2 separate regions of the Mus musculus genome follow, and region 1 is linked to region 2. A link is a loop called in an ENCODE intact Hi-C map of the cell type or tissue named here. Cell type or tissue: left cerebral cortex. All regions are shown on one strand. Each heading gives the region's core, and the rest is flanking DNA. Links, peaks and the distances in the headings are about the cores only. Region 1 overlaps Adgrv1 (adhesion G protein-coupled receptor V1). Region 2 overlaps Adgrv1 (adhesion G protein-coupled receptor V1).

Region 1 (15,298 bases), core at 8,592-11,091, 210 kb after region 2:
TGGAACTCAAGCAGGTCAGGAATCAGGAGCTGATGCAGAGGCCATGGAAGGATGTTACTTACTGGCTTGCTTCCCCTGGCTTGCTCAGCCTGCTCTCTTATAGAACCAAGGCTACCAGCCCAGAGATGGTCCCACCCACAAAGGGCCTTTCCCCCTTGAACACTAATTGAGAAAATGCCTTGCAGTTGTATCTCATGGAGGCATTTCCTCAACTGAAGCTCCTTTCTCTGTGATAACTCCAGCTGTGTCAAGTTGACACAAAACTAGCCAGTACACCCTGCTAATGGCTCTTCCTTGAGATGGAATTCCAAAGCATGTATGTTCTCTAGGGACTGCTTCTAATATCCATGTCAGGGTAGCCAGGAATTTTAGAGTTTGCCAACTCCATCCCTGCTCTGTCCCCACTTACCGGCACACACATCTTCGTGTGCATTTAGGATGGATACTCTTCATTTTCCCTCCAATGGCTTATCCTCAGGAAGTGTGAGAAAGTCTCACGTCGTCATCTGCCTCGATCAGTTCTTCTGATCTCAATATTATTTCTCATGCTTTTCATTCTTGTTGTTTTTGCACTTAGGAGAACTGTGTAATTTCTTTCACTCTCTAGTCATAGCCACTCAGATCACTGGTAATCAGAAGTGAATCAACAGAACCTTGAAGGTTTCTGAAATTCTGCTCTCATGAGTCTATAGCCACACTGAATTAGAATCTTTGGTGATGGTTTCCCATCTGCCGTTGCTTTTAGATGTGTGGTACCCTACAGTTCTGTGTCTGCACTGTGTCTCTGCCCCTCCACTTACACTGTGGGAGGTGCTCTCCTGGTACTCCTTTGCCTTGGGCCTTTCCAGTCATTTACTTAGACTGCTGCCATTGTGGGTGGGGGGCTGCTCTTGCTTCCTCTCATCAGCCTGTTTACTTTCCTGGGAGATAAAGCTCTCTTTCAGTCATGGGTACCTCGTTTTTTGTTTGTTTGTTTTTTGTTTGTTTGTTTGTTTGTTTGTTTGTTTGTTTGTTTCAGAAATGTGAAAGGGCTCTCTCTATGTGATGGACTATCATTCTGCATAGCTGGTCCATTGCTATGAGATTCTTCTCATTACTCACTTCTGTGAGCTTTTAATGGTAGCCAAAAGGAACAACCTACTCAGACTTAGAAATGTGCCTTTCACCTTTTATATGCTATTCTTATTCCTCTAACCTCAATATTGACTTGTTTGCCTGCCTTCAAGGCCAAGACAATAAGCTCCAGTCTTCATCTTCATGAATGCATTCCTAACTCTACTGGAGCCAAGGACCTGTGGGTACATATTCACATAAAAGTATACATACACACAGACACACACAGACACACACACACACATACACACACACACACACATAAAAGTACACATACACACAGCCACACAGAGACGGACAGACTGCCACACAAAGACAGACAGACAAAGAGACAGACAGACAGACACAGAGAGAGAGAGAGAGAGAACACATCTTTGAGAATAAACCAAACAATATCATCTACCTTACTGCTCTAGTACTACATCCCTGTGAACTATTCTAGCCATGACTTGAAATTCACATGAATATTCAAGAGTATGGAGGAAAGAGATGCTGGAATTAAATCTTAAAAAAAAACCAAAAAACAAAATAAGCAAACAAACAAACAAAAAAACACCTCAAAAGATTACATATAACATTGACATACAGAGAAAGAAAAATGTAATAATCTACTATTAGATACAGGTTACTGTGTTTAAATTATTTACTCAATAGCACACAAAAAATTGTCAAAACAAGTATTTATTAGGGTTTTTTTTTGTTCTTTTTGTTATGGTTGTGCAAGTTGGTTAGTATTGGGTTTTTTATGTGTATTTTGCCTGAATGTATGTCTGTGCACGACGTGCATGCCTTGTGCCTGTGAAAGTCGGAAGAGCACACAGGATCCACATGGACTAAGATTATGGGTGGTGGTTAGCTATCATGTGGATGCTAGAATCAAACCTGGATCTTCTAGAAGGATCCAGTAAACCATATCGCCCACCCCAAGGTTTTTTGTTGTTGTTTTTGGTTTGTTTGTTTGTTTGTTTGTTTTTCTATTTTGAGATAGGTCTTGATCCTTGCTGTCCTGGAACACACTATGTAGACCAGAATGGCTAGAAACTTATAGAGATCTTCCTGTCTGTGACTCTCAGATGCTGAGATTAAAGGCATGTACCACCATGCCCAGTGATTTACGACTTTGTTTTGCTTTAATTGAATCCTTCCCATTAAATCATATGCATGGGGTTTGACTTCGGAGGATCTTTCTCAACACAATTGGTTCCCCAGTTTTATTCTCTGAGATTGCTAATAAGAATGAGCAATACGGAATTAGTTCATTCCTTTCGTATAAAAATCCCTGCCCCACCTGTGTATATTGTGCTGTTGGACAATGGCAAGTGTTTATGTAACACAGATACCAGATTGCTTTGTGGTCAGCTGTACATTCCTGAGAACAGTTCTGTATGTGGGTGTGATGTTCATTTTCTGCATTTACAGACATAGTCATTTAACAAGAGAGCATAATCCACCCACACCTTTTGAGCAATGCAGCATTATTTCTAAGGAGAGGCAATCCCCTTGTAATCTAATAGCAAACGGAAGACGAAATGTAATCAATCACACTAAAAAAGAAACAAGGCAGGGGTACAGCGGTGAGCTCCTTCAGTCCCAACGCTCAGGTAGAGGCAGGCAGATCCCTGTGGTAAAGCAGTAAAAGTTTAAAAAGAAGTAAAATTTAAAATTGTGTTTTCTATTAGGATGGCTAAAGTACAAAGTTAAAGGAGCAATGAGTTTGGAGGTAAGCTACCATCCATCCAGTCTGAGGCTCTATCAGAAAATGGTTCTAGGGACTGGCGTATGTGACAACCCACAAACATATTTTCTTGAGCACACAGAGTCATCATTGGTGTTAATGATTATGAGATGTTTTGTTATTTGAGTCAAGACTCTGGCACTGAATTTAAGCCTGTTCAATCCTAATGGCTGTTCTCTGATGTGTACTCAAATCATGGGTCACATTTAACAAGTTATTAGTAGCTGCTACTACTAGTTACTAGTAGTTAATAGTAACCTATTTTCTAAATAATATAAGGCCATCTAGTAGGATTCAAAATGGCAATAGAGTCATTTCTGGTGCTCTGATAGCTGTGTGGAAGGAACTATTACCCTGTGCCCCAGCACATTTTTAAAGGAGTGTCACAGCTCTTTACCTCTGAGAAACTGCTAACAATATTACAAAGCCAGGCTAAGCTTGTCTTTGACTATTGCTTCACCGGTTCCATGCTTGTTTTAGAACTCTGATGTCTAAGAGCATTTGCCACTTTCATTTGGTAAAGCATCCTTCAAAAATGTCTCCGTCAGCTGTTAACGCAAATGCTATTCCCTTGTCCATGATTCCAAGAAAGTTGAGCAGCACAGGAAGACAACCGTGAATTTCACCTTTCCTTAAGAGTCACAGTCATAACCAACACCCCCATCACCACACAGCAGGGCATTAGCTGGCAACTCTAAAGTATGTGGTTCAAATAGAATTACTCTAATAACAGTTTTTGCAAGGTTGATGTGGGTCTGTCTCATATAACTTGGTTATTCTCCTTAGATTCAAAATTATAGCCTGCAAATTGAAAATTATATATAGCTCTTGCAAGGCAAGACCATAATTCTAGGCTTTCACCACTTCTTTTCGGTCCATATAAATCACACCCAAAGCAGGCTTGACAGTGAGCTGTCTTTTAACATCCTTGCGAGCCAAGTCTGCCATTAGCCAAGTCCTGATGCTTAAATTCTCCGTAGACCTTAAGATACTGGGGAATAGACTCACATTCCTTCAACCCTGCAAAATACACTCTCAGCTAGTATTGACTTCTGTCCTGTGGTCCAGGACCTCACCTGCACAGTTCCTCCAATGCCATCCTTCACACCTCTATAAGGATCAGCTCCCTATATTTGAAGGTGCTACGTATAGGCTATGCTATGGATATGATCACTCAGGCTTCCTTTGCCCATGACTGTGGATCATAAGCCACTGATAAGTCTCATTATCAGTATATTTTAAGTGGCATGGAATGGACAGAATGGGATGGTGGCATGACACAGCATAGAATGTATTGAGTGTGAGAAAATAAGCTAGTATTAATGCAGCTATTCTCTCTAGAATTTGCAGTTCACTAATACATTGCTTTCTATGATTTGTGATTGATACAGAGTTTCACCTTCAGGAATTCAGGACAGATCTGACTCCTTCAGAGGTATTCAAATTGGTATACGACTATGGTAATCTTGAATAAAATCGACTGGTTCTGGAAGTAGTCAATGATGGTCACCCCTTTTCTCTCTGTCTTTCCCCAGTTCCATAAAAATTAAGTAATTGGGCTGGCAAGATGGTTTAAGAGGTAAAGGTTCTTGATGCTAAGCCTGAAGACTGAGTTCGGTCTCCAGATTATCCTCTTATTTCACATGGACATGGAAGCATTCAGCTACCTACCCCCAAAATAAATATGTGTAATTTAAATTTAACAAAGCAATCACAGAGATCTGTCGTTGGGGGAAGTCACTGGCAGGCAGCCTCGCCTGCAACCCACAACCATCATTTTTCTACCTTGCCTTCTCTGCACCTTAAAGCCCTCATCACTTTTCCTCTCCTTTCCTTATCCTGAGTGTGTGTGTGTGTGTGTGTGTGTGTGTGTGTGTGTGTGTGTGTGTGTGCGTCTTCTTTTGTCTTTAGGTAGAAGGTGAAGGAAATAAATAGTGGGCAGGGAAACTTAGCTACCAGTTCTCTTTTAACTGCAGCAAAGCTATTTCTACAGAGATGTGAACTAAAATTGGACTCTTACTTATTAATTTACCTATATTTGAGTCCCTTCCTTCGTAAGGAAGGTGCAAGACTATGCACTTGAGAGTGTTTTCATGGACTTTGTACAGAAAAGAATATCACTAGATACAACTATATTTAGATTTTCTGTAGAAAAAGAACTAATAGGTAGTATACATGCATTGATAAATGAAAGATAAGTATGTAGGTAGATAAATGATGAATAAATAGATGATATGTAGATAGATGACAGAAAATAGAGAGATGGCAGATAGATGACTGGAAGACATGAAGATAGACATCTCCAGGGAAAGTGATATAATGTAAAGTGCTAACTTCTTTGATTATGAAGACTGGGAAGTCTCAAAATCAGCACCTACAATCGGAGAGTCTAGATGCCTGTGGTGTTGGTCGAGGACATAAGAATAAAGGATGGGAATTCTGGTCTGATTCTGAAGGTTTGAGAGCCAAGAGCACAGTGAACAGGAAAGACCTATGTACCAGACCACACGGTCAGGCCGAGAAAAGGTACAGCTCTACCCTTTCCTATACCTTTGTGTTCTGTGTAGGCCCTTAGTGAGTTGGTTGATGACCACTCACATCGAGGAAGGCTATCTTCTTTATCCAAAATTCAAATGTCCATCTTTTTCTGAAACATCCTAAAAGACACACCCAAAAGTTAAAGCAGTTATTAAGTCTCTTATCAAGTTAACAAATAAAATCAAGACTTGCATAACTTACATAATAATTTCGTGCTTATAAATGCTATGAAGTTTGAAAAATAAATTCATAAAGAGGAAGAGAGTGTAGAAAAGAAGCTGCTAAATGTTTAGATATTTTTAAATATTTTAAAAGACATAATGATGTTTTAATGAATTCTTTAAGGATTTTGTACAATGAACTATTGATCATACTCATTCACCTTTTTTTTACTCTCCCTAGACCTACCCTGACTCCCCTACCATTCCTCAATTTTTTGTCTTCTTTTTATTTATTTTTATAATTCATCAACTATAATTTGTCCTACTGATATATCCTGGTTATAGGACCATCCACTAGACTGTGGTCAACCACCAGCAACTATACCCTTAAAGAAAACTGACTTTCTTTTCCCAAGAGCCATACATTTTCTACAGTTCTTCATTTATCAGTGGAATCTCAAAATGCAAGCGCACACACACACACACACACACACACACACACACACAGAGAGAGAGAGAGAGAGAGAGAGAGAGAGAGAGAGAGAGAGAGAGAGAGAGAGAGAAATGTGGACTAGCTTGATATTGTGCACATCTTGTGCAGGTCATGGGCAGAATGGTTGCTCCATTCTTCCCTGACCTCAGGCTATTAGAATATTTTTGCCTCCCCCTACCACTAAGGACCGTGAGCCTTGGGGTAGAATATATATGTGTGTGTGTGTGTGTGTGTGTGTGTGTGTTTGTGTGTGTGTGTTTATATGTGGTATATATATGAATATATGTATATGTGGAATTCTCAGTTACAAATGGGGTATATATATATATATGTGTGTGTGTGTGTGTGTGTGTGTGTATACAATAGTATATATATGTGTATGTGTGTATATACTATATATGTGTGTGCCTCATTTGTAACTGAGAATTCCACAGATACTTTGTAATTTGATCAATTTCTTTCTTTATTAACCACCATCCACACTGTACAAAGAAGATGCACTGATGAGGTCTAAGTGCACTGATCTATATGTATAGAGATAGGAATTTAGAAAGCCCTTTGAGCCTACATCTACTTAACAGAACAGTAATCTGTCTATTGTAGGCCTCTGGGCTCCCCAACCATGGGTTATGTGGGTTTGGCCAGACTTATGATGCTGTGCACGCGTGGGTTTCCTCTTGAGGAGCAGACTTGAAGTAGTTGTTTACACCGTAAGATTCATGCCACTACTGCACCCTTGGCCTTTTGTTGCTACAAGAACCTATTTTTAAAGGGGTTGGACAGAACATTTTCAGTCACAGTTTGAATGTGGTAGAGCTTCTTCAAAACACTTAAGATCTTGTTGCAGAAGCACTGAAATGAGAAGGGCGTTCTAATATTAGAACCATGTTTAGGACGTGTGATCAGAGATTGGGGAAACAAGCTGACCAAATGTGGTGAAAGTTGTTTCTATAAATAAAAGCACACCCATGAGTGCTTTTTTAAAAATGTATTCCACATATTGGCCTAATGCTGATTGACCAGTTCTGAGACATAAATGTCTTGCATTTTTAAATAGGCCCATATGCTTCCAGGTATATTTGAAAACATTGGTGAGTGCTTGTGTGTTGTAGAATCAGTGTTAAAACAGGGTAAGAAGTCCACGTGCACACTATAATCTCACCAAAAAGTAAATCAGAAACCAGAAGCATCCTTGTAACCAAATAGCTATTAATTTCAGATTGGGAACCAGGCTTTTGAAACAAGACCTTTTGATACCTTTTTTTCACCCACAATTTACCTATTTTTCTAATTGAAAATTAGTGCCCTGGCAGAGATAACCCCATAGCTATCTTAACTCCCCACCGTTTGATCACCATGCTTCTTGTTCTGGACTGATGAGTCTGTTTTAGTAGCATATTCCTAACTAAAACTCTGGAGGTCAGTGAGGTAAGACTGAAACAAGTACTTTAGAAGCCTGGAAACACGTGATAAACTTCAGCCTCATGAATGAGGTGTTATTTTTATAATGAGGTCATAACTGTTGTCACTGCATGCATAATGGGTGAATTTCAAAAAAAAAAAGTTATGAAAGCAATAGGCTTTCTCCACAAACCACAATTCACTGAAATTACACACATCCTCACCACAACCCAAAACAAACAAAAAATATAAAGAAAGGAAGGAAGAAAGAAAGAAAGAAAGAAAGAAAGGCAGAAAGAAAGAAAGAAAGAAAGGAAGAAAGAAAGAAAGGAAGAAAGAAAAGACAGACATGGGATGCGGCCCATCAGCACTGCCGTGAAGAACGGACTTTCCAGGGACAGCAGCTCTAACACAAACACAACTCTTCCTGCCACTGTGTACAAGTAATTTCTTCCAAGAAACTTTAAAATACTTTGTGTATCACATTAGTATCTTTTGATTTCTTTTTCTTGTAAAACTGCTTCTATTCTTCGGAAATTTCATACATGAGTGCATTGTCTTTAGGTCCTATCCATCACCTCTCCCCACATTCAACTTCTCCTGGATCCTTACAACCCAAGTCCTTAACTTTATATATATATATTACACACATATATTATACATATGTGTTTATTTATAAGCATGTGATGTATATGTGTATATATGTATATATATGTGTCCTCACTTAAGCTTTCTCCCTTTATTCTCTTGGAATTTTCATTCCTCCAATGTAGAACTTTATCTTCATACGTACTTGATTTAACAGTCTTCCCCCTTTTGTAATAATATGCACATCACAGTGTTTTTAATATCCACGTAATTATCATTAAGCATCATTAACTATACAGTTAATTATCACCAGCTGCCACCATGCTATATAACCATCAGTGCTATTAAAATATCCTGAAACTTTTAATTGTCCCAAACAGAAACTCTGTGTCTACTGCAGGGTAGCTCCTTGCTATAGCCCTCCTGGTTCCTGGTAACCTCCCTTCTCTTTTCTGTCTCAGTGATTTGCTTACTACCTGGATGTCAGGGAAATTATTTATCCTTTTGTGTTCATATTATTTCACTCAGCCAAACATTTTACAAAAGGTTCATGTATACTGTAGTGCATAGCAGAATCCCATTCTTTTGTAACCTAGGGTACCTTTGTCTTAACAAAAATACCAGACAAAAAAATGTCATACCTGACAAACATCAACACTTACTTCTTGGGGTTCACAGTGAGAAGTCCCAGACGGTGCTGCCAATGGTCTGGTGTTTGGTAAGGGCCCCACATTGGTTCACAAATAATGGCATCCTCACGGTCTTCACGTGGTGAAAGGAGCAAGGCAGCTTCCTAAAGCCTCGTTGATATATTCTCATCCTTTTCATGACTCCCTGTGAATGCACTGGGTGATATCACAACACACCTAAGTATGTTTGTTTATGGTTAGGGGACATTTGGCTGTTTCAATTGGTTATTGTTACTGACACTCTGTGAACATCGATGTACAAGCAAAGGTTTCTGTCCCCTACTTTCACTTCTTTGGGATAAAGCTAGAGCTGAAATGTGTGGGTCCTGTGGTAATCCTCTGTTTACCTCTTAAGGGCCCAACATATGCTTCCATAGCAACTCCTCATTCCATTCCCATCAGTGGTGCTCACCTGCTCTAGGGTTCCTCTCACTTTCCCCCTTCACTTTCCACTCACAGCTTTCTGATTTCTCCAGAGTAGCTGCCATAGTGAGTATGAAGGATAGTTTTTTTTTTGTAGCCTTGGTTTTTCTCTCTGTGGCTAGTTATGTTGAAATCTTTTGAAATGTTTATCATACATTTGCTTATTTCCTTTAGAGAAACATCTTTCCCAGTCATTCCCACTTTGGAATTGGACTGTTTGGAGACTTTCCTTTGGTTGTTGAGTTGTGGAAATTCTTTGTATCTTGTGCATAACATTGTGTTTTCATAGATTTTCTTGTCCCGTGGACAGAAAAATGTTGTGCTAAGGTCCGTTTTTATTGAGGATATTGAAATCACTCTGTTTGATGCTAACAAAGCCATCTCTCAATATAAGTTATCTCTAATATTACCGTTAAGTGTCTTCTTTGATAAGCATGGCATATAGGCAAGAGATAAGTTCCTGGTCATTTATTATATGCAAAAACCCAGCTTGGTAATTATGAAACTGAAGTTATTTCCATTAAGTGAATGATAACATCCAGCTTACCAAATTAAATTCATGGTAGCATGGTAGCCATTTATCAACATTCTTCTTAACGTCCATCCTCGTTCTCTATTCTCCTTTTGCTGAGTTCCAAAGAATTTAAAACGTACCTCCTCAGATGTACATTAGCAAGAAAGCTGTTAGACTTGAGGTTAAGTACCTCTTGCTTGGGTAGTCTCTTTCTAAGATGCTGTAACTCAATTAAAGACTTGCAATTGTTGCTAAAGAAGTGCCCCCTCCTCCAGTTTTATAGGCTTCAAACCTACAAAATTCAGATGTGCCTCTGGATGTTTCTCCCATCTGAAACCATCTTTTAATTACTGGATGCTTCTCTGCTGGAAATCCAGCTTTGGGTCTGCTGCTAAGTGCAGAGTTATTTACGACAGGCTTTCTTGTGGAGTTTGTACTCTGGAGTGCCAGACTACCACACTTCGTACAGATGGGAATAGGCTGTGAGTCCTTCTGGGCAGCAGGCCCAGCATGCTCTGTTGGCTTTTGCACTAACTACATAGTGCTTGCTTAGCTCTAGGCACTTGGAAGAACATGTCAACAAAATTCTGGAGCTGTACATCCAAATTGTGCAAATAAAATTATGCATGCCCTTTCATGCTCCACAAAGAGCCATGAATGGATATTTGTGTTTGTACAGTGGAAGCAATGAGTGCCATTTGTAGAAATGATGATGAATATTTGAAGCAGCTTCCCAGTCTCACCAGGGCCTTCTGACCCTTTAACTGAGTATGATTTAATTGGGGGAAATTTGGGGGGGTGGGGTTTGAGACAGGGTTTCTCTGTGTAGCTCTGGTTATCCTGGAACTCACTCTGTAGAGCAGGCTCGCCTTGAAATCAGAAATCCACCTGCCTCTGCCTCCCAAGTGCTGGGATTAAAGGCATGTGCCACCACTGCCAGGCAGGAATTTTTTTTTTTATTAAAGTTTAAATCTGACCATATTTTCCCTTGTTTAGTTGCAAGACATTAATAAAAAAAGAATCATCAATATACATAAACCTATTTTATATTATCTAATTTTTCCTGTGAAATTATAATAACTTATGATTTTCTAACAGTGTATCTGAGCAAGATATCAACACAGCCTCCTACTAAGGCATTATATATATATATATATATGATTTTTCTTCCTCTTGCCACTTCTCTTTCTCATTTTCTTCTTTTCTTTTTTCTTTTCTTTTCTCTCCCTCAACAATTCTATCCCAAAGCCACTACTTGGTTTAGAGCAAGGTATGCATGTACCAAACGGTACACAACATTGAACTCAGTCACTGCTATGATCATTTCAGTGGGTAGTAGGGTGCAACATAGAATCCAAAGTGAGTTTAGAAGTGAGTGGGTAAGGATGATAACATTAGAAACTAGGATCAATACAGGTAAGTACATGGGACAGCTAAGTATATTGAGAGTAATGGGGAATGGACCGTTCAATGACAGAGTACACAGTCACAAAATGTGGACAGGGAAGAAGCAGATGTAATGTTTGTGGTGTTGGCAAGTAGAAGTATTGACATAAATCAGGAAATCTCATGACTTAGAGAGATAGGCACCTATAGTTGTCAGTCCTACCAGTGCCACACACTCTACTGTGTCATTTCTCTATAGTAAAATTAAGTCTTGTAATGAACAATTCACGAATTTTAAATTACACATCATGTTGAGTAGCAATTACAGCTTGTGCCATAATGTTCTGTGCAGACTGAGACACAATCATCATATTGTCCAGTGTGTCTACACTGTACATATATCCATAGTGTGTGTACATCCACCCTGTGTACATCCAAACTGCATACATCCACACTGTGTTGCAGGAAATATTTAAAAAATTAGATCTTCTAAACTATCAATGGCTACTCTCGGCCCTGGCAACCCCACACTGTATGTACATTCACAATGTACATGTATCCATACTCTATATGAATCTACACTGTATGTATATCCACACTGTACATATATCCACACTATGTATAATAAACCGCCTGTTTATTAGCCACTTAAGAAGCTATCAGTCAGCTTTCAGGCTGACTGCTCAAGTATCTTGGGTACAGATAACACTTAATGGTAGCCCCAGAAGAGCAAGAATAGTGAAGCTGGCAATGTTAATATGCCAAATAGAAGCCATCAAGTGAAAAGGCAAATATTGTCAACATTATCATAAGCAGGTGACATAAAAAACAGGATACAGTAAACATTTTCAGATATATATATATATATATAAGAACCTGTAGAAGCAATATCATTGAATCATGAAATTAATCTTAAATTACCCTCTACCAAGAGAAAACCTTCACAATCAACAAATATCTTGTATAACAAGAAATTACATTAAACTTGAGAGTCAGTGCATATGCTATTGGGAGCAGGTATGTGTGTGTGTGACAGTTGTTGGCTATTGAGACCCCTTAGGTGTACCAAAAGCAAGTGACTATGTCTACCTGTATGTCATACAGATCATGACATTCAAATTCTCTCCTAAAAGAACCTGGTACCAGAGTAGAGAATGTCTGAAACATCTTGGGCAAGTGTCAATAGAATTGTAGAGAAAGGAAAAGACATGGAAGCCACAAGTAAGGACTCCAGCTATGGGCAACTGAGCATCAAAATAAAATGAATATTAATGAATAATAGTCTTCTAAATGTAGTAGGAATGTCTCAGTCCAAATTATAAAAGTGACTAAACATTTGATAGTGAAAAAAGATATTTATATAGTCTCTAAGGTGTGCCACACAAGACACTTGTTATTTACAAAGGTTTTCCACAGTTAAGAAGGCTAATTTTAATGGAAAATCTAAGTAACCCCATAGCCAAGTGATGAGAGTGAGTATCTTCATTAGCAGGACAAGCTGAGTTCCTAGGTTAAAATATCCATTATCATTTGTGATGTCTACATTTACATCCCAAATGTCAACATGAAAAAAAAATCAAATAAACTCAAATTTTACAGTACTTGTTCTAGTTTCATCCCTGTTCCTATGATAAAATGCCCTAACTAAAGCAACTGCAAGGGAGAAAGAGGTTTTTTGTTTGTTTGTTTGGTTGGTTGGTTTTTGTTTTTTGTTTTTCTCACAGTTAGTTCAAGAGAAAAGAAATCAAGGTGGCTGGAACATATGACAGCTGGTCACCTCACAGCCACATGTATACACTTGTTTGCCTGTGTTCAGTTTGATTTTCCTACTCTTATACAATCCAGGTTCCTTGCCTAGGGAATTGAACCACCAAGAGTGGACTGGGTCTTCTTCACATCAATTAACATTAGCAATCAAGGCAATCCCAGTAGATATGTACACAGGGCAACCCAATATCAATGATCTCTCACTAACAATCTCTTCCCCAGGTGATTCTAAATTGAGTCAAGCTGAAATGTAAAGCTAGCCAGCACAGTACTCTACAAGAAAAACTGCCTGTAATAAATCAAGATGTCAGAGTCAAAGATCTCAACCATTTGGGTTCAAAGGAATACAGAGATGCCAACGATGCAACACTGGCTCTCACTGGACAGAGGAAATTGTTAGAATAACTGAATGGTGTTTGTGAGATCGCTCAGTGTGTAAAAGTGTTTGTCATGCAGGCATGATGGACTGAGTTTGAAACCCAGAACCCACTGTGAAAGGACAAAATCAATTCCTGAAAGTTGTCCTCTGGCTTACACACATGCTGTGGCATGCAGTTGCCCTCACTCAGGCACACAAGCAAAATGCATGCATACATATACACATACATACATACTATATTCAATACATATGTACATACATACATACAAACATACACATACATCCTACATACCATACATATATAATACATACATACATACATACACACAAAAAATTCATTCACACACAAATAATAAATTAAAATTTAAAAATAATAACCAAACGGAACTTGAGGGTGTTTCTGTGTTGCTTTCTTCATTTTTGAAACTGTCTATAAAAGAAAATATCTTTGTAGAAAATACAAAATGTAGTATTTACAGAGTAAAGAAGATGCAGTTGACAACTTCCAGATAAATTTTTAAGACCACAAAGTCCTGTAGCCATACCGACATTACATCTAATGTGCATGTTTGCAGTTGTTTCAGAGCAAAATAAAAAATTTTAATTGCTGAAGTCGTATTTAACTATTCAAATCCCCAGAGTGTGTGAGGATTTTTAAGTGCTGTTCATGGATGATCAGGACTGCCCTGGGGGTTCCTGTGCTAGTCTATCCCCATGCATTTCAATATCATGAAAATATATTTATGTATGGCTGCTTTACGACTTCATTCATTTTCTAAAGTACACGTAGATTGTGGTATCACTATTAAAATCTCTTCTGTAAAGACATCTGAAAACTCTAATAACACTCCCTCACTAAATCAGAGACAAGTGGAAATGACCATGGTCCTGTGACCCAGAATCACTGTTAGAGAAGCTGAAGAGAGAGATAGCTCTGTGGTTGAGAGCACTGCTGCCCTTTCAGGGGACCCGGGTTCAATTCCCAGCATACACCAGTTGACTCACCACTGTCTGTAACTCCAGTTTCAAAGCATCTGACACCCTCTTCTGGCTTCAGCAGGTCATACAAAACATGCAGGCAAACACACATACACAAAAAAATAATAAAAATCAATTTATAGCTCCAGTGGCACAATGGACCCATTGTGCAGGGTACTTAGTATGGAAACCATCAGGACAACTGCACAAGAGCATGATGGGTAGAAAACACGTCCCCTGATGGCAACTGAGTCAGTCACTTCATCTCCACTTGGAACAGTCACAATACATTTTGTTATCTTCTCAAGGAAATAAAAGCTGAGTATCACACAAAGAACTTTAAATGTCATGATTTTAATGCCATGTTGGAGTATGCTTACTGGAGAGCACAGGGCTACCTCAAGAAATTTGGGAATCTTTGTGTTTGTTCCTGTTACTTCCCACACAGTCCAGCAGGTGGTAGCCTAGGCAGGGACAAATGTCTTCCTTCTCCTTCCCCAAGTGGCAAGCAGACCCATTTGAAAACCTGGAACTGTGGCTCTGCACAATGCCTTCCCTCCTCCACACAAGAAAAGGAAGGATTTCAAAGGTTGTTTCCTGGATGGGTATTAGGGTATAGACCATCTTCCCTGAGAAGGAGACCAAACTAATACTGTGTTTACATGTGATTAATCATGCGATATTCTGAACATATTTCCTTGTCTTTGTGATTTTCAGAAATTCCTCTGATTTTATATCTCTTCGCCCTGATTTCTATGACGTGGCTTTGGGGAGGACTGCATATGGCCTACAGACACTTCTGGATGTTGGTTCTCTTTGTCATTTTCAATAGTCTGCAGGTAAGCCAAGCCTTACAGGCAATACACATTTAATGAATGCAAAGCACCAAGTGTCAATGTTCAAAACGTAAGAGTCTACATAAAGTTGAGTTTGTGTGCACAATGGCATACAACATTTTAGAGTAATATGGTAGGAGTTAAATATTTAACATTTGAATGTGGCAGAAATTACAACTTTCTTATCATGTACACATAAAAATGGAAAGTATTTACTAGTTTATTTTCAGCAATATTGAGTAACTGCAAAACTGTGTTTCTTTATGGATAGTTTTTAATCAGACGGTAACGATGGAG
Region 2 (15,298 bases), core at 7,004-9,503:
TGAGCTCCTTCATTACCAAGACTCTTCTCTCTCTGGCTAAAGCATCCCTCCCCTACCACGTGGAGTTGTGTGCTCCAAGGGGCTTCTTGCCGACATTTGTTCCCAATGGAGACCTTTTCAGGGTTAATTGTCTCTTGTTCTCATCTTTAGCTCATTAGTAGCACTAGTCAAAGTACATTGATGAAGGCAACACTTGAAGGATCAACTCAGTGGCATTAGTAACAAAATCATAGAATTACAGGTAGCAAGAGGCAGAAGGGTGAGAAATAAAGAAAGCCAGAGAGCCAACACTGACTTAAGATGACAGCTGTAAGCTGATCTCGTTAGGATTCATCTAGAGGAAGCAGGGATAGGGAGAGTGGTAGACAGATACCTGAAAATGCAATATTTATAAGTTTTTAAAAAATAATTGTAGAAAATGTACTAACATTTGTCATGCATGGGGCTAAATTAAAGTTTTTTTCCCATCTGTAAATACTGAACAATGATGTCTCCTGGCTCTGCCTACTCACATATAAACATATTTATATTCAAATAAATGTGTTCACATACTCCAAAATTGTATATACACATAAGCTCTTTGGTCAAGTCGGATAGCAACAAAGAACAGATCTCTGCTTCAGATCTGCATCCTAGCTAAATCCCGTGTCATCCATGTTATTCATTTGTGAACAGCCATGCTTGTTTTTACCGTCCCTCTTTCCAATGTGTAAAAAAAATCATTTGTGTCAATGGATTAAGAGAAGGCTCTTTCTCTTTTAGCCTAATCTATAATCCATATAGAGCTAGAAAACAAGAAATACTACTCAGCAAGCAGATTGTTCCTCTACAGAATTGCCAAGAAATAAAAATTTAAGACTGTCGGGTGCATATTTAGGTAATACATGAAGTTGTTATAGTTTGTTTTACTTCATTTTAGAAATTCTATCATTATACATTCTATGTTTATGACTTGAATATTTATATTAAGAATTTAAGCTAAGGAACTGCAATGAAAATATTCCTTTGTAAATGCTAAGTATATATACTAAATATAAGTACTCATTTTCCAAACTGAGGAAAAGTTACTTTCCTAAGTATATTAGTTTTAGTGCTTCAGATATTTGAATTCATATGTAGTGATTTAGAAACTCGGTAACTAAAATATTTATTTCTTTAAAGACTGAGTATTCTAGATCATGTCCAAAGCCAGATGGGCTTGCCTAGTTTAGAGCCTGGCTTGCTTAAGGTTCTCAGCAGAGGAGAATTCTTCATTGAAACAATAGACCAGTGTTCTAATCAGTTTCAGATTCTTGTCATAAAACCTAAAGCAACTTGGAGAGCAAAGCGTGGATTGCTACTTAGAGCTCACAGTCAACCATGAATGAAAGTCAGGGCAGGGGCTCAAGGAGAGAACCTGGAGGCAGGAACCGAGGCAGAGGCCATAGAGGCTATGGTTTCCTCGTTTGCTCCCTCCCTCCCTCCTGGCTGTTTTTTTTCCCCAATTTTTTATTAGATATTTTCTTCATTTACATTTCAAATGCTATCCCAAAAGTCCCCTATACCCTCCCCTCCCCCTGCTCCCCTACCCACCAACTCCCACTTCTTGGTCCTAGCGTTCCCCTATACTGGGGCATATAAAGTTTGCAAGACCAAGGGGCCTCTCTTCCCAATGATGGCCGACTAGGCCATCTTCTGCTACATATGCAGCTAGAGACACGAGCTCCAAGGGTACTAGTTAGTTCATATTGTTATTACACCTATAGGGTTGCAGACCCCTTCAGCTCCTTGGGTACTTTCTCCTCCTGGCTGTTTTGAATGACCCCCAGGAGCAGTACTCCTCATGGCAAGGCCCTCCCATATCAGTCTTTATTAAAAAAAAAATGCCCCCCACACTTGCTTATGGGCCAATCTGACAGAGGCATTTTCTCATTTAAGGTTCCCGCTTGCCCTTTGGCTTGTGCTAAAGTGAGATGAAAACCTAAGCAGCACACCTAGATAACTGCGAAACAGTATGCTAAGACGATCCAGCCCGCTTTCCTGTCTCTGGTTTTGAATCCTGAACTAGAACCAGGGGCCATGGTAGCATTTTAACGAAGCTTTGTATACACATCTGCTGTTTCTAAGATTGTCACACTTAATTGTACTAAATTTCTGAGACGGAACAGGAATATGAAGGGGAATTGATCACCAAATTAAGGAAAAATCACTTAATTCTTCTTATGAAGTACAGTGAGCAGGAAATGTGTATATTCCTCCCTTGGCTGGGACTCAGGCCTTCAATTGTTACCACTCACCTCAGGAAACTTGCAGGAGATACATATTTGTGATCATCTGGTTTATAATGAGAAGAAAAATGTGGTTAGCACTTGCTTTTAAGTCAGTATATCGTATACACACATAAGCATGCACCTGGAGGGACTTTAAGCGACTTGTGATTATCCTAGAGACAGAAAGGACACATTAATAAGTTGTGAGCACCAGGCCCAATAGTGGAGAAAGGAAAGCTGCCACACAAGGCATGTTTGCCCTGTCTGCAGGAACACATGCCCGCCTGTCCCAGAGTGTGATGGTGGTTGTTCTAAGAGTGGATTGATCCCGACTTCCTGGAGGAGTTTTTAGATGAAAAGCCTTCTTCCTCATTACAGGGAGTTTCTATTGCTCTCTTGAAATATAAAGAATAATTAAAATATTTTCTCCAAACTGATCTCTGAGAGGCATTTCTAAACAGAAACTAAAGTCAGAAGACCCCATGTAGGTATTTTGTAGATGCTTAATTCTTATTTTTTTCTAACATATGGTTTACTCTAAAAGATCACACTACAATTTCAGAGAATATTTCAGAGAACCAAATGTTAAATTATTGCATCGTCTCTTGTTTGTCAAAACAACATTGATATTAAATGAGGTAATATATGAAAACCACATGAGTAAGTAAGTGGCATATGTGTGCCAATATTTATAAGGCTTCAGTGATTCCTACACAAAATAAACTGACCCACAAAAATGTGTGGTTAGAAGGCCTGTGAACAAATAAATAATTACTATTTATTAAACTACTATCTGAAAAATTTAAGGCAGAAAATATCCACAAATAATCTGCCTTCAAGGTCCAGTACCATGGGGCTGTAATTCTAGCACTTGGGAGGCTGAAGAAGAAGGATTGCAATTTCAAGACTATATTAGACACACAGGCTTAAAGATGATAATGCCAGCTACAGTTCAAATCTTTATCCTTACTTTCATTGTGGAAGAAAGAAAAAAAAAAGTTCTGGTTTTGACATGCAGCGACACAGCGTTGGCTGAAAGTTCATAGCGAGCTCTGCTGGAATCATCTATCTGCTCTGCTAGCTGAAGATGAGTAGCTAGGAACTTCAGGATTTGGAGGACCATTCACGGTTTTATGCTCAAAAAAGTTCTAGTCACCTTTTTAAATATTTCTATTTACCCAAACCTTTCATTCTTAAAAAACAGAGTTTAAATTAGGATGAAAGGCATTAAAAAAAAAAAAACCAAACAACAACAAAAAAAACAGTCAGGCTCACTTATAGCAACATAGAAAAATAAAGCGCTTATTAAAATTATTCATGCTGTTTATTTATGACTTCCCTTTTCCATGGCAGACAACATGTAAATAATTGGAAAATTAAAGTTTATCACTTGGGTTAACTGATGAATATGAAGAAGATATATTTCATGCAAAAATGGGATATGCTGAAATTCCAACATAATCGTTCCCAGAGCTCTGCGGTATAGGCTGGGCTTTTGTGCTTAACTCTCCCAGAGATTTTTTTTCTTCTGTACACATAATCTTTCTCGGATTATGAAAACTCACATGGGCTCTTTGGTTTCCACAGGTCTTTGCTTGGCTGTTGTTTCACACATGTTCTGTGCCCGACACTCCATGTTTGCAGCTAAGCTTCTGACTCACATGATGGTGGCCAGCTTAGGAACCCAGGTAGGAGACAGATGACACTCATGGTTCTTCAGGACACGGCTGTGTCTCCTTTTCTGTGATCCTTTCTTTGTTTGTTTGTTTGTTTGTTTGTTTGTTTGTTTGTTGAGACAGGGTTTCTCTGTGTAGCCCTGGCTGTCCTGGAATTCACTCTGTAGATCAGGTTGGCCTCGAACTCAGAAATCCGCCTGCCTCTGCCTCCCGAGTGCTGGGATTAAAGGCGTGAGCCACCACGCCCGGCTTCTGTGACCCTTGAACTGAATGTCCATACATAGTTTTTCACAACTTAGTTGAAATTAGCTTACTTGCTTTGCACTTGAGCAATTTGGAGAAGAAGAGGAGCATACAAAAATAATAATATCAGGCCCAATACATGTATTTGAAAAAACTACTTTTTGAGATTATAATTACATCATTGCTGTTTCATTTCTTGTGTCCAAACTTTTCCACCATACTGCTCCTTGCTCTCTGTCAAATTTGTGGCCTTTATTTTCAGTAATTGTTTTCAGACTGACCATTTGCTATTAGATAGCCAATTGCTGTGATCTTCTCTGCGAAGACTATTTCTTGTGTTCTCAGTGTGTGTGTGTGTTTGCATATGTATGTATGTGTTTGTGTATGTTTTTGTGTGTTGCGTCTGTGTGTGTATGTATGTGTATGTGTGTTTATTTGTGTTTTTTGTGTTTGTTTGTGTGTGTGTGTGTGTGTGTGTGTGTGTGTGTGTGTGTGTACATGCACAGGTACATAAATGCTGTGGCATGATTGTGGAGCTCAGAGTCTAGTTTCCCTCCATTGGTTCACTCTTATCACCCAGAGGGATCCAGGAGTCCAGCTCAGGTCATCAGGGCTGCATACAAAGCACTTGCCCACCTTATGAACTAGTTGGCTGATTTCTTCTTCTTGCTCTCCTTTTTAAATTGAAAATATTTTTCAGTGTACTTGTTTTCATGGTTTCCCTCCCTCATCTTTTCTGAGATCCCCCCCCCCCAATTCTCTACCCTTCCCACTAAATATCTTCTTTTTATCTCTTTAGAAAACAAACAAGCAATAAGTAAATGAAGGAATACATACATACATATATACATGTAAAAGAAAAGAAAAAGAGAAACACACATGAAACCCTTGATAACACAACCTTGGAAACATAACATACAAGCAAAAGACCAGTTGATAAAATACTGCTGAAGCAAAGCTACATCAGACGAAGACTCCACGTAGATACCATGAGATTTGTTCTGTGTTGGTCTTCTACTCCTGGTCATGGGCCTACCTTTAAGTGTGGTTTGTAGCCCAGTGAGACTCCAATGGAGCAGGCTAAGTTTTCCTTTTCATGCGTTTGTCAGTAGGAGGTGACTTCTGTCCCCTCCCCCATTAGGTGCTGGAAGCATCTCTGCTTAGGTCCAGGGCAGACACTGTTCTTTTGTACTTTCCATCGCTTTGGCACTAAACACCTTCCCATTTCCTCTTCTGCACAGCTCTCTCAGCCAGGGGTGGAGGTAGGTTGGGAAGTGGAGGAAGTGTCTAATGAGGACGTCACAGTTAAGACTCAGTGTTCCACAGTCTCTCACTCTGTACATTGTCTACGTCTGGAGGAGGCTTCTCTGAGGATGGCTGAGTTAGACAGAGATTTATGGGCAGAGCAGAATGTCATCAGGAGTCATTTTATTGCTGCATTCCCAGATAGATGGCATTTGGTTTTGATCTAGATCCACGGCCTATCTAGTCCCCGATTCACAGTCACCTGTGCAGTGTGCCATGCGTTCAGAGTGACTGGAGCTGCTTGTGTGCATGGACTCGACTTGTGTGACTCCTTCATTGCACAGAGTTTCTTATCAAGCACATGCGTCCTTTGTTGAAGTACTAGAGGGGCTGAAATGGAAAAGTATCAGAAACAATGGCACTCTGTTGTGGTTTTTCTGTTCCAGGAATGAAAGTGTCCTTTAAATTTCATAACCTGTTTTTCAGAGGAAAATTAAGGACTGTATTCCAGATTATGTGTTCAAAGTACATGCAAACTGTAGACAGTAGCAGCTGTTTCCAAAAGGGGCTTGCACTGAATTTGGCAAGGTAATTTACATTACCTTAGGATGCCGTCGTGACTGTCTGGTCTTGCCTCTGCTTCTTGTAGGTAACACAGCAAAGAACCTGCCTCCCATAATTGGACTTTATTCGACTGTATCCACCACTCTGGTGGGTTGTTTTGGCAGTGGCATTAATACAGATTTAATTATGGCATCATGTTATTATAGATAATTCCTCAGCATGCTAGCAGACAAATTTGCTCATGTCTGGGGATGAGAAAGAAAGACCAGAATCTATATGTTAGAATATTGGCTTCTGGTTCACATTATGCTTAACATGGATTTTAAGAAAAATGATTAGTCAGGTGTGTACATTCCCAGTGTATTTTTAGAGTAGACAAAACAATATGGCATAAAATCATGTAAGGGATGATTTATGGTTAAAAAAATGTTTCAATAGCTTATTTTTACCCAATGTAATGGTTTAGTTATTTCACGTCAGAAGCCATACAGTTGGTAGAGTTTCCATAGGAAATATTCAATCTATTTACCAACTGCCTGGATATTTAAAAATACTAACTTAAAGTGAATGTTCTTCTCACTTGACTAGACAAGAGATTTTTAAAGATATATTTTATTTTTTAGCTCAGAGAGACTAAAGCGGCAAAGTATAGGGTCTGTTTGGGTCTACACCGGATCCTCTGTGTATAAGTTATGGCCGTTAGCTTAGTGTTTTTGTGGGACCCTAAGAGTGGGAGTGAGTGTGTCTCTGACTCTTTGGTCTGCTCCTGGGACTCTTTTCTTTCTATTGGCTTTCCTTGTCTAGCCTTGATAGAGGGCTTTTGACTTGTCTTACTGCTTCTTCTTTTGTCCTGTTTGGCTGTTTGTTGTCTGCAGTTTGGCTGTTGGAGACTTCCTCTTTTCTGAAGGGAAATAGAGTGGGGGATGTAGCTGGGAAGAAGGGAGGTGGGGGAGGCTGGAAGGAGTGAAGGGAGGGAAAAACCGTAGTAAGGGTGTATTGTAGAAGAATTTATTTTCAATTAAAAGATTTAATTTTGTTACTATGTCTGTATGGGGAGTGGGGGATATGCACATGAACTGTATAATGTAGCAGAGAGATGGTGGCATTGCACTCCGAGGACCTGAATTCATAGCTGTGGTGAGTCACCCAGCTTGGGTACTGAGAACCACTCGGCTGCTCTTGCAAGGGCAGCAAATGCCCTTGAATACTGAGCTGCCTCTCCTGCTCCAAAGTGAGGACTTTCCAAAAATGTCAGATTCTCCAAAACGAGAAATGGAAATGTTTACAGGAACACTGGCTTTTATTTACATTGACCAAACTTTAAAGTACTTATAGTATGAGTTGTAGAATTGTGTTATTGGGACCATTACAGTTCCAGACATGGATCTCCTATTTTTGGATCCTGCATCTTTGCTGAGTAGACATTATTAGAGTTTAAATTGCCTGGAGAAATGAAAAAACAAACAAACAAACAAACAAACAAACAAACAAGGGTTTGGGACCGTGGTTCTTTTTAAGGAGTAAAATGTCTCCACTTACCTATAGGGGTGACTTGTGAATATGGGGAAGACAGGCATGCCAAGATCTTTCCTTATCAAGACTTAGTTGATTGTCATGTTTGTGTGTGTGTGTGTGTGCGCGCATGTGCATGCATGCATATGTGTGTACATATGTGTCACAGAGAGATGGCTCTTCTGTAGCACAGGGTGCCCTGGACTTGCTATGTAGCTGAGGATGACCTCAAACTTCTACTCTTTCTGTCTCCATGTACAGCATACTGAGATTAGGGACTTGCGTCATCAGACTGGTTTAGACTATTATTTAGAATTCAGTAAACGTTGGGCTGTTTATCACGCCGCAACATTCAGGAATGTCATTGTACAATGTCTGCTTTTCAGGAATGATCCAGATTGCACACAACTCCTAAAAGACTTCCCCTTAGTCTGAGCCCTGTGCCATTTTAACTTTGAGGATGTTGCTGAAAATTGAGCCCAGGGCCTTGTGCATGCTAGGCAAACACGACCACCTGAGCCGTATCTCATCCCTTCATTTTGAAGGAGTATGGTACAATGTATTTGTAAATCATATTGTCAGGGAAATGTGCCTAAGTTTGCTTGTTCTCTAATTTTAGAAACATATAGAATATTGTATTACTAATTCACTACATATTTTATTATATTTATATTCTGAATAGGAGGTGGATACAAAAGAATTAATAGATGGTTCTTGTATTGAAGTTAGATGGGTAGGGATGTAGTCAGAGGGGAAAATATGATCAATACACATTTTTGGAAAAAAAAAATTTAGAAAAAAAGTGGCATTGACTACAATATACCAGCAGGTGGCAGTATAGGATTTTTCCCCACCCAAAACCAAAGTTAGTCTTGCAGAGTTGGAGTAAGGTTAAAAACTGAAGGATCCTTTCAAAGATTTCTTTGGCCTAGCTACAGAGTGTATAGCATAGCAAAAAAACATTTGTGAGTCTCTAGCTATGTTTTTTTTTTTTGTTCTTGTATTCAAAATTGCAGCGAACAAATTTGCAAATTAACACCCGAAAGCTTGTATCTACCTGTCCTTGGTAGAAATACCTTGTCCCACCCATCAGTTACTTTTAAATGCAGGGGCCATAGACGGTCCACCACGACATTTATGCTAAATAGTAACCTGCCTACTATTAATATAGAAAATTGTGCTTATTGAAATATCACAGACTTTTTGAGAAAAGGTTTATATTTTTAGCAGTATATTTCCCTCAGTGTCAAGTTGTGTTTTTTCTCATTTATCTGCAAGGAAACGCTTAAGCAGCAAGGTGTGAGAGCACTCTCTTCCAATGTGGTGGGAAACATAGCCAACAGCCTTTCATGCTGTTGCCAGATATTCCTGGGGAAAACATCTACTTCTATCTTTGGAACTTTTATCTTAGAGTCACATTGCCCTGTGTGCCCTGAGCGGGCTGGTGGCAGGAGGGACAAAGGGCATCTTTGCCAGGCGGGGTTCTCAATTCCAGAGCTTCTGTCGGGAAAAGCAACTCCCCAAATCTAAAAAAAGAACAGAAAGATAACCATGTTTGCTCAGATTAATAAATCTTGCCAACAGGAAAACACTTGATTTCTGTTTCTTTTTGTCTATGGCTTAACTTCATCTTCTGAAACTGAATAAAGATATCTGTCCAGAGACCCTTCATGTGCATGGCTGTGGCACAAGCTCTGTGAAGCCTCTCTACTGACTCACCATGGTCTATGTGACTAGCTCAGAAGTTGAAACACTTACGTGGTTTTATTTGGTTTTTACCTTATTTTTGTCAGCTAATGGATGTGCATGGATTTTAACTTCATCTTTCTCTTCTTCATGAAGGCGGAAGAGAATTTTATGTTAACTCTTAGGACTATTATCTAGAATTCAGTAAAAGTTGGGCTGTTTATCACGCCGCAACATTCAGGAATGTCTTTGTACAATGTCTGTTTTTCAGGAATGATCCAGATTGCACACAACTCCTAAAAGACTTTCCCTTAGTCTGAGCCCTTGTCATTTTAACTTTAAGTATCTATCATCTTGGAGACTTTCTAAGGATCACTGCATGCAAGACTGAACCCAAAGCCATATATGACTCCAAAACCCTGTCTCCTTCCAGTAGGACAGGACTTAACTTCCCCAAGTATCTTGACCTGTGGCATTGAAACTGTTAAAATAGGAAAGACATGTCTAGGGCCCCAAATGCTATTAACTAAGAACTCTGTCTGCCTGTCTATCTATCAATCATCTATCTATCTAAGTATATACATACATATCTGTGTGTGTATGTATGTGTGTTCACATGTATGTATATATCTCTATCTACCATCTATCTATCTACTATCTATGTGTCTGTCTGTCTGCCTGTCTGTCTGTCTATCAATCATCATCATCATCATCAAGCTGTCTGTTACCTGTCTATTTCAGGTCAATTGAAGCAGAGCAAGATGAAGTGTTATAAATAGAGATAGTTTTCCTTTAGCTAGAACTTCTGGCTACTCATTAATCTGACTGGATCTTGTTCTCTTTACTTTTGCTAATTCAACAACAAAAAAAAGTTTCAAGAGTTTAAATAATAGAATCAAAATTAGATCTTGCTTTGAACTAGCAACTGGAGCAAGGGTTGTCTTTCAGAAGAATATTGTGACTACATGTTGTACAGATAGAAATAGATCAAACACTTCCCAACCTTCAGTGTAAGCCGTCTGCTCAAGTTCAGATGCTGAGCCGGTTATCAGAGGGCTGCCTGATCCTGTTTGTGGAGGGACTGGAACAGCCTGGAGTAACCTCCCCGTTCATGCCTCTGCCTGTGGCCACTGCTGCTGCCACTCATTAGTTCTAACTCTACGTGTCTGCATAAGGAAGTCAACTTAAGAAAACCCATTAGCTTTTCATTTTATTTAAGATTAAAAAAAGAAATAATTTTCTTTAAAATTGTTTTTAGCCATTTATTGTTTTGGGGGAAGGTCTCTAAGGTCAACTTTTTTTTTTCCATGAGTGTACATTTATAGCAAGCATGTGTGTGTGTGTGTGTGTGTGTGTGTGTGTGTGCGCGCGCGCGCGCGCGCGTGCACATGCGTGCATGCATGCATGTACACATGGAGGACTAAGGCTGATACCAGGAATCTTTTCTGATTCCCATTTCACAGTATTCAGTGAGGCAGGTCTCTCAGTCAGACTCAGAGAACTGACAGGGCAAGCAGCTCCCTCCCTCTGGGTATCCCTGTCTCTACCGTCGATGGTTGGAGTTATAGGTGACCTTCCTGACCAGATAGATTTGCCTGTGTTCAATATAGATTCTAATCTTGCTTGCATGGCAACTGATTTAACTGCTGAGCTACCCCTCCAGGCACTCATGTTACCCTTTTACTTTTAATAGATCCTAATTGAACTCGTATTTGTGAGTGCCATGTGACTCAGTGCATGTACATAATGTTTAATAATGACTAGACGAGTGTGAGCATCTTCCCTGTGCATCCTCAGATGCTCCTTTAGTAGGTAGAATGTATAGCAAAGTATTGCAGACTAGAGTTCTGTTATGATGCTATATCTCATTAGACCAAATCGCTCTGATCTTCCTGCATTCTGGGACCCGTTATTCAGCCTGTTCTTAACTTTCCTTTTCTACCCTTCTGCACTCTGATAACTATGTTTCTATTCTCTGCCTTTGTTTTGTTTTATTTTATTTTTTTATTAGATCTTTTTTTCATTTACATTTCAAATGCTATCCTGAAAGTCTCCTATACCCTCCCACCACCCTGCCCCCCAACCCACCCACTCTTGCTTCCTGGCCCTAGCATTCCCCTGTACTGGGGCATATAATCTTCCCAAGACCTAGGGCCTCTCTTTCCAATGATGGCAAACTAGGCCATCCTCTGCTACATATGCAGCTAGAGACACGAACTCTGGGGGTACTGGGTAGTTCATATTGTTGTTCCTCCTATAAGGTTGCAGATCCCTTTAGCTCCTTGGGTACTTTCTCTAGCTCCTTCATAGGGGGCCCTGTGTTCCATCCTACAGATGACTGTGAGCATCCACTTCTGTATTTGCTAGACACTGGCATAGCCTCACAAGACATAGCTATATCAGGGTCCTGTCAGCAAAATTTTGCTGGCATATGCAATAGTGTCTGGGTTTGGTGGTTATTTATGGGATGGAACCCCAGGTGGGGCAGTCTCTGGATGGTCATTCATTCTATCTCAGCTCCAAACTTTGCTTCTGTAACTCCTTCCATGGGTATTTTGTTCTCCATTCTAAGAAGGAATGAAGTATCCACACTTTGGTCTTCCTTTTTCTCGAGTTTCATGTGTTTTGCAAATTGTATCTTGAGTATTTCTGGGCTAATATCCACTTATCAGTGAGTGCATATCATGTGTGTGCTTTTGTGATTGTGTGACCCCACTTAGGATGATATCCTCCAGATCCATCCATTTGCCTAAGAATTACAAGAATTCATTGTGTTTAATTGCTGAGTAGTACTCCATTGTGGAAATGTACCACATTTTCTGAATCCATTCCTCTGTTGAGGGATATCTGGGTTCTTTCCAGCTTCTGGCTATTATAAATAAGGCTGCTATGAACATGGTGGAGCAAGTGTCCTTATTACAAGTTGGAACATCTTCGCGGTATATGCCCAGGAGAGTTATTGCTGGACTTTCCAGTAGTATTATGTTCAATTTTCTGAGGAACTTCCAAACTGATTTCCAGAGTGGTTGTACCAGCTTGCAATCCCACCAGCAATGGAGGAGCATTCCTCTTTCTCCACATCCTCGCCAGCATCTGCTGTCACCTGAATTTTTGATCTTAGCCATTCTGACTGGTATGAGGTGGAATCTCAGGGTTGTTTTGATTTGCATTTCCCTGATGATTAAGGATGTTGAACAGTTTTTCAGGGGCTTCACAGCCATTCAGTATTCCTCAGTTAAGAATTCTTTGTTTAGCTCTGTACCCCATTTTTAATGGGTTTATTTGATTTTCTGGAGTCCGGCTTCTTGAGTTCTTCGTATAATTGGATATTAGTCCCCTATCAGATTTAGGATTGGTAAAGATCCTTTCCCAATATGTTGGTGGCCTTTTGGTCTTATTGACAATGTCTTTTGCCGTACAGAAGCTTTGCAATTTTATGAGGTCCCATTTGTAGATTCTTGATCTTATAGCACAAGCTATTGGTGTTCTGTTCAGGAGTTTTTCCCCTGTGCCCATATCCTCAAGGCTCTCCCCGACTTTCTCCTCTATAAGTTTCAGTGTCTCTGGTTTTATGTGGAGGTCTTTGGTCCACTTAGACTTGAGCTTTGTACAAGGAGATAAGAATGGATCAATTCCCATTCTTCTACATGATAACTGCCAGTTGTGTCAGCACCATTTGTTGAAAATTATGTCTTTTTTTTTCCCATTGGATGATTTTAGCTCCCTTCTCAAAGATCAAGTGACCATAGGCATGCAGGTTCATTTCTGGGTCTTCAATTCTATTCCACTGATCTACCTGTCTGTCTTGTATCGGTACCATGTAGTTTTTATCACAATTGCTCTGTAGTATAGCTTGAGGTCAGGCATGGTGATTCCACCAGAAGTTCTTTAATTGTCGAGAATAGTTTCCGCTATCCTAGGTTTTTTGTTATTCCAGATGAAGTTGCAAATTGCTCTTTCTAATTCTGTTAAGAATTGAGTTGGAATTTTGATGGGGATTGCATTGAATCTGTAGATTGCTTTCAGAAAGATGGCCATTTTTCTATATTAATCCTGACAATCCATGAGCATGGGAGATCTTTCCAACTTCTGAGATCTTCTTTGATTTTCTTCAGAGACTTGAAGTTCTTACCTTACAGATCTTTCACTTGCTCATTTAGAGTCACATCAAGGTATTTTATATTATTTGTGACTGTTGTGAAGGGTGTTGTTTCCATAAATTCTTTCTCAGCCTGTTTATTCTTTGTGTAGAGGAAGGCCACTTATTTCTTTGAATTAATTTTATAACCACCTACTTTGCTGAAGTTGTTTATCAGGTTTAAGAGTTCTCTAGTGGAATTTTTGGGGTCACTTAAATATACTATCATATCATCTAAAATAGTGATATTTTTGACCTCTTCCTTTCCAATTTACATCCCTTTGATCTCCATTTGTTGTCTGATTGCTCTGGCTAGGACTTCAAGTAATATATTGAATAGGTAGCGAGAAAGTGGGCAACCTTGTCTACTCCCTGGGATTACTTCAAGTTTCTCTCCATTTAGATTGATGTTAGCTACTGGTTTGCTGTATATTGCTTTTATTATATTTAGGTATGGCCTTGAATTACTGATCTTTCTAAGACTTTTATCATGAAGGGGTGTTGGATTTTTCATATGCTTTCTCAGGATCTAATGAGATGATCATATGTTTTTTTCTTTGAGTTTGTTTATATAGTGAATTATGGTTATGGATTTCCAGATATGAACCATTCCTGCATCCCTGGAATGAAGCTTACTTGATCATGATTGACGATTGCTTTGATATGTAATTGGATTCCATTTTCTAGAATTTTATTGAGTATTTTTGTGTCCATATTCATAAGAGAAATGGTCTGAAGTTCTCTTTCTTTGTTGGGTCTTTGTTTGATTTAGGTATTAGAATAATTGTGGCTTCATAGAACAAATTGTGTAGAGTACCTTCTGTTTCTATTTTGTTGAATAGTTTAAGGAGTATTGGTATTAAGTCTTCTTTGAAGGTCTGAAAGAACTCTGCACTAAACCCATCTGTTCCTGGGCTTTTTATAGTTGGGACCCGTTTTTTTTTTTGGTTGTTGTTTTTTTTTTTAATTTTGTTTTTGTTTTGTTTTCTTTTTGTTTTGTTCTTTTTTCTGAGACAGGATTTTTCTGTGTAGCCCTCGCTGTCCTGATCATTCTCTAGACCAGACTGGTCTTGAACTCAGAAATCCTCCTGCCTCCCCCGTAAGTGCTGCGATTAAAGGCATGTGCCACCACCGCCTGGCATTGGTTGGGAAACTATTAATAACAGTTTCTATTTCTTTAGGAGAAATTGGACTGTTTAGATCATTTATCTGATCCTGGTTTAACTTTGGTACCTGGTATCTATCTAGAAAATTGTCCATTTCATCCAGATTTTTCAGTTTTGTTGAGTATAGGCTTTTGTAGTAGGATCTGATGATTTTTTTTATTTCCTCAGTTATGTTGTTATGCTTCACTTTTCATTTCTGATTTTGTTAATTAGGATACTGTCTCCATGCCCTCTACTTAGTCAAGCTAAGGGTTTATCTGTTTTGTTGATTTTCTCAAAGAACCAGCTCCTGGTTTTGTTGATTCTTTGTATAGTTCTTTTTGTTTCCAGTTGGTTGATTTCAACTCTGAGTTTGATTATTTCCTGCTGTCTACTCCTCTTGGGTGAATTTCCTTCTTTTTGTTCTAGAGCTTTCAGATGTGCTGTGAAGCTATTAGTGTATACACTCTACACTTTCTTTTTGGAGTCACTCAGAGTTATGAATTTTCCTCTTAGGAATGCTTTCATCGTGTCCCATAAGTTTGGGTATGTTGTCACTTCATTTTCATTAAACTCTAAAAAGTCTTTAATTTCTGTCGTTATTTCTTCCTTGACCAAGTTATCATTAAGTAGAGTGTTGTTCAGCTGCCACATGTATGTGGACTTTCTATTGTTTATTTTGTTATTGAAGATCAGCCTTAGTCCATGGTGATCTGATAGAATGCATCTGATTATTTCAATCTTCTTGTATCTGTTGAGGCCTGTTTTGTGACTGATTATATGGTCAGTTTTGGAGAAGGTACCATGAAGTCCTGAGAAGAAGGTATATCCTTTTGTTTT

The links. Hi-C counts contacts between places; a loop is a spot of excess contacts. Peaks named below come from ENCODE experiments on the same cell type or tissue, not always from the same donor. Only the 100,000 strongest peaks of a DNase experiment are listed, where the experiment ranks them.
Region 1: it touches region 2 in a loop (2.0-fold over the local background); 16 of 42 quality-filtered maps call a loop at or near these places.

What each region holds. Positions count from the first base shown.
Region 1 is chr13:81,154,861-81,170,158 of GRCm38, reverse strand. Adgrv1 (adhesion G protein-coupled receptor V1) reads left to right here. Exons shown (of 90, transcript NM_054053.4): 87 at 14,883-15,004. Among named protein-coding and RNA genes, the nearest start is that of Gm32639, 59 kb to the right of the region's middle. In left cerebral cortex, for the core only: no CTCF peak of the experiment used is centred there; a DNase peak (open chromatin) is centred at 10,146.
Region 2 is chr13:81,362,821-81,378,118 of GRCm38, reverse strand. It overlaps Adgrv1 (adhesion G protein-coupled receptor V1), which reads left to right. Exons shown (of 90, transcript NM_054053.4): 83 at 3,837-3,937. Among named protein-coding and RNA genes, the nearest start is that of Adgrv1, 260 kb to the left of the region's middle. In left cerebral cortex, for the core only: a CTCF peak has its summit at 8,309 (motif pointing right); a DNase peak (open chromatin) is centred at 8,369.